2 separate regions of the Homo sapiens genome follow, and region 1 is linked to region 2. Evidence: read pairs that join two places in POLR2A ChIA-PET (ENCODE). Cell type or tissue: GM12878. All regions are shown on one strand.

Region 1 (2,500 bases), 430 kb after region 2:
GGCCTTGCTCTCTTGCTCGAGCTTCACAGAGTGTCCAAAGTAATACTTCCGTACCACCCGGCCCGGCTTTTTTTTTTTTTTTTTTTTTTTTTTTTAAGAGACATGGTCGCACCATGTTGCCCAGGCTGGTCTTGAACTCCTAGGCTCAAGCAATCCTCCTGCCTCAGCCTCCCAAAGTTCTGGGATGAAGGCGTGAGCCACCATACCTGGCCTGAGTGCAGTGGCGCGATCTCGGCTTTCAGCAGCCTCGACCTTCCAGGCTCAAGCAATCCTCTCACCTCAGCCTCCCGAGTAGCTGGGACTACAGGCGCGCGCCACCACGCCCGGCTAATTTTTGTATTTTTTGTAGAGATGGGATTTCACTATTTTGCCCGGGCTGGTTCCCAACTCCTGGACTCAAGCGATTCGCCCGCCTCAGCCTCCCAAAGGGAAGTGCTGGGATTTCAGGCGTGTGCCACCGCTCCCACCCCAAAGTAGTATTTATTGTAATTATTATTATTATTTTGAGACGGAGTCTCGCTCTATTGCCAGGCTGGAGTGCAGTGGCGCGATCTCGGCTCAATGCAACCTCTGCCTCCCGGGTTCAAGCGATTCTCCTGCTTCAGACTCCCAAGCAGCTGGGACTACAGGCGCCCCCCACCACGCCAGGCTAATTCTTGAATTTTTAGTGGAGACGGGGTTTCACCATGTTGGCCAGGATGGTCTCGATCTCTTGACCTCGTGATCCGCCCACCTCGGCCTCCCAAAGTGCTGGGATTACAGGCGTGAGCCACCGCGCCCAGCCTATTATTATTTTTTTAGGCAGTGTCTTGCCCTGTCGCTCAGGGTGTAGTGCAGTGGCGTGATCACGACTCACTGCAGCCCCGACTTCTCGGGCTTAAGTTATCTTCCCGCCGCAGCCTCCACGCCCGGTTAGTTTTTTGCATTTTTTGTAGAGATGAGGTCTTGCTTTTTTGCCCAGGCTGGCCTCGAACTCCTTGGCTTAAGCGAACCTCTTGCCGCAGCCTCCCAAAGTGTTGGGATTACGGGCGTGAACCACCGCGCCCAGCCTACTATCTTTATCTTACAGAAAGAAAAGAATGGAGGAAACCGAGGCTCGGAGACAGTAGGTAATTTCCCCAAGGTTCCACAGCTAATGAGTGGAGCGGCGATTTGTGGAACGAAATGAATGAAATCGATGTGGCAGCGGGCCCGGACGGGTCGGTGGCGTAGACGCGGAGCGCGCAGCTCACACCTGGCGGCCGCGGTTTCCAGGAGGAAGCAAGGATGCTTTGGACACTGTGCGTGGCGCCTCCGCGGAGCCCCCGCGCTGCCATTCCCGGCCGTCGCTCGGTCCTCCGCTGACGGGAAGCAGGAAGTGGCGGCGGGCGTCGCGAGCGGTGACATCACGGGGGCGACGGCGGCGAAGGGCGGGGGCGGAGGAGGAGCGAGCCGGGCCGGGGGGCAGCTGCACAGTCTCCGGGATCCCCAGGCCTGGAGGGGGGTCTGTGCGCGGCCGGCTGGCTCTGCCCCGCGTCCGGTCCCGAGCGGGCCTCCCTCGGGCCAGCCCGATGTGACCGAGCCCAGCGGAGCCTGAGCAAGGAGCGGGTCCGTCGCGGAGCCGGAGGGCGGGAGGAACATGACATCGCGGAGGTGAGGAGCCCCGAGGGGCCCGGCGCGGGCCTCGGCCCGGCCACCGCCGCGTTCGGTTAGCCCCGTCCGGAAGGGGGCGCCCCGGCCGGGCTTCGGGCTCCCGCCCCGGGTCGGGGTTGGGGGCCGGTTCCCTCCTCGTCCCCTCGCCCTCCAGGGGCCGGGGGCCGGCCCCACCGCGCCCCCACCCCTCGGGTCCCCATTCATTTCCTGCCTCCCCGAGTTCCGGCTGCGGCAGCCCCGGGGATGCCCGTCAGGCCCGGGGCAGGTAGAGCCGCCGAGGGAACCACGGGTGCCAGCGGCCAGGCTCAGCGCCGCATTCCTGACCCATTGCCTCATGAGAATTGCCTCATGGTGATTCCGAAATAACCCTGCTCACTTGGGGAGGCTCCTTGGGACACGAGAGGGGAGTTGCGCGGGGCCGGGCCCCCAGTGGTCTAGTCGTTCTGGCTCACTGTGCCACTTTCGTGCATTTGGGGACTTCACGCAGGACCCCTGACCCTTTTATATGCCTCTTTGTGTCTTCTTTTCCTCCTACCCCTCACGTGCCAGAAATGGAAAAACTGACTGTATCTGCAGCCACTAGAAGTATTTCCTTCCTCTGCGATCTTCGCTTTGGGAGATGGAAAGGAAGGGAGCCGCATCTCGTTATTTAATCCTTCACTGCAACCTTAACAGTCAGGTCACTTTACTGGTACCCGTTTTATGGATGAGGAAACCGAGGCCCAGAAGCAACATGCTAGTAAATGACAAGATTTGAAACTTAGGAGGATTAGTGAGTTAATGAGATCCTTTGAAAGGTCAGGGTAATACTACTACTAATAGCTAACATTTGCTTAGTTCTGACCACAGCCCTATCAGATGGCTACTA
Region 2 (2,500 bases):
ATCATGGCCCACGGCAGCCTCAACCTCCTGGGCTCAAGCAATTCTCCCATCCCAGCCTCCAGAGCCTCCAGAGTAGCTGGAATTATAGGCGCACACCACCACACCCAGCTAATTTTTGTATTTTTTGTAGAGACGAGGTCTCGCCATGTTGCCCAGGCTGGTCTCAAACTCCTGGGCTCATGCGATCTGCCTGCCTCAGCTTCCCAAAGCGCTGGGATTGTAGGCATGAGCCACCACACCTGGCTGAAACAATTACTGTTGTTAAGATGTTCAATACTACCCTAAGTGACCTACAGATTCAATGCAATCCCTATCAAAATCCCAACAACTTTTTTTTTTTGCAGAAATAAAATATACCATACTAAAATTCATATGGAATCTCAAGGGACCCTGAATAGCTAAAACAATCTTGAAAAAGAAGAGGTAAGGCATGATGGCTCACGCCTGTATTCCCAGCACTTTGGGAGGTTGAGGTAGGAGGATCACTTGAGCCCAGAGGTTTGAGACCAGCCTGAGCAACACGGCAAGATCCTCTCTCTACAAAAAAAAATTTAAAAATTAGCCAGCTGTGGTGATGTGCACCTGTGGTCCTAGCTACTCAGAAGGCTGAGACAGGAGTATTACTTAAGCCCAGAAGGTTGAGGCTGCAGTGAGCCACGATCATGCCACTGCACTTCAGACTGGGCGACAGAGCAAGACCCTGTCTCAAAAAGAAAAAAGAATAAAAAGTTGGAAGACTCACACTTTCCAGTTTCATATAGACCGAATGGATCAGAATTAAAAGCCCAGAAATAAATCCTACATATATAATCAAATGATTTTTACAAGGGTGCCAAGATCATTTAATGGGGAAAGGACATTCTTTTCAACAAATGGGGCCAGGCATGGTGGCTCACGCCTGTAATCCCAGCACTATGGAAGTCTAAGGCGGGAGGACTGCTTGAGCCCAGGAGTTCAAGACTAGTGTGAGCAACATAGGAGACCCCATCTCTACCAAAAATACAAAAATTATCCAGGTGTGGTGGCATGCACCTGTAGTCCCAACTACTTGGGAGGCTGAGGTGGGAGGATTAATTGAGCCCAGAAGGTCGAGGCTACAGTGAGCCATGATCATATCACTGCACTCCAGCCTGGGTAACAGAGCAAGACTCTGTCTCAAATAAATAAATAAATGGTACCAGGAAAACTGAACATCCACAAGCACAAGAATGAAGTTGGACCCTTACTTTACACCACATATGAAAATCTACAAATAGATCAAAGACTTAAATGTAAGACTAAAACTATAAAACTCTTAAAAGAAAATATAGCGTAAAAGCTTCATAATGTTGGATTTGAAAATGATTTCTTGGGTAAGACATCAAAAACACAAGCAACAAAAGAAAAAATGAATTGTAACAAAATTTATAAAACTTATGTGCATCAAAGGACACAATTAACAGAATAAAAAGGCAGCCTACAGAATGGGAGACAATATTTGCACATTGTATGTCTGACAGGCGGTTAAATATAAAGAACTCTTACAGCTCAGTAACAAAAAAGCAAGCAATCTGATTAAAAAATGGGGAAGGGGCTGGGCATGGCGGCTCACACCTGTAATCCCAGCACTTTGGTAGGCTGAGGCAGGCGGATTGCTTGAAGTCAGGAGTTCAAGACCAGCCTGGCCAACATGGTGAAACCTCATCTCTACTAAAACTACAAAAATTAGCCAGGTATGGTGGCGCACACCTGTAATCCCAACTACTCAGGAGTCTGAGGCAGGAGAATCACTAGAACCCGGGAGGTGGAGGTTGCAGTGAGCCGAGATAGCGCCACTGCACTCCAGCCTGGGTGAGAAAGTGAGACTTTGTCCCCCCTCAAAAAAAAAAAAAAAGGGGGAAAGGACTTGAAGAGACATTTCTTCAGAAGATATATAAATGGCCAATAAGCACATGAAAAGCTGCCCAACATTACTAATGATTAGAGAAATGCAAATCAAAAGCACAATGAGATACCACTTTATACCCATTAGGATGGCTATTACTTAAAAAACAAAAAAACAGCAACAAATGTTGGCATGAATGTGGAAACCAGGGCACTGTGCACTGTGCACTGCTGTTATGGAAAACATGGTGTTTCCTCAAAAAATCAAACACAGAATTTCCATCTGATCCAGTAATTCTACTCCTGAGTATATGTACAAAAGAACTGAAAGTAGGGGATCAAACGTATTTGTACATCAATGTTAATAGTAGCGTTATTCACAACATCTAAAAGGTGGAAGCAACCCAAGTGGCCATTGACAGACAAATGGATAAACCAAATGTGGTCTATCCATACAATACAATGGAATATTACTCAGCCTTAAAAACGAAGGAAATTCTGACACATGCTACAACAAGATAAACCTTAAAGACATGCTAAGTGAAATAAGCCGGACACAAAAGGACAAATATTATATGATTCCACTGATACGAGGTACCTAGAGTAGTTGAATTCATAGAGACAGAAAGTAGAACAG

The links. ChIA-PET counts read pairs that join two places held together with the same protein. Peaks named below come from ENCODE experiments on the same cell type or tissue, not always from the same donor. Only the 100,000 strongest peaks of a DNase experiment are listed, where the experiment ranks them.
Region 1: POLR2A ChIA-PET joins it to region 2 with 6 read pairs; 2 of 35 experiments call an interaction of 5 or more read pairs at or near these places.

What each region holds. Positions count from the first base shown.
Region 1 is chr12:112,417,494-112,419,993 of GRCh38, forward strand. It overlaps PTPN11 (protein tyrosine phosphatase non-receptor type 11), which reads left to right and starts at 1,454. Exons shown (of 16, transcript NM_002834.5): 1 at 1,454-1,632. The coding sequence starts at 1,619. It also overlaps a transcript of RPL6 not described here. RefSeq lists enhancers at 11-659, 660-1,307, 1,082-1,341, 1,308-1,955 and silencers at 1,329-1,680, 1,392-1,961. In GM12878, a CTCF peak has its summit at 1,703 (motif pointing right); a DNase peak (open chromatin) is centred at 1,363; H3K4me3 peaks cover 2,075 bases; H3K27ac peaks cover 1,744 bases.
Region 2 is chr12:111,985,652-111,988,151 of GRCh38, forward strand. The region is part of intron 4 of TMEM116 (transmembrane protein 116); the gene reads right to left. Among named protein-coding and RNA genes, the nearest start is that of TMEM116, 26 kb to the right of the region's middle. In GM12878, no CTCF peak of the experiment used is centred here; no DNase peak of the experiment used is centred here.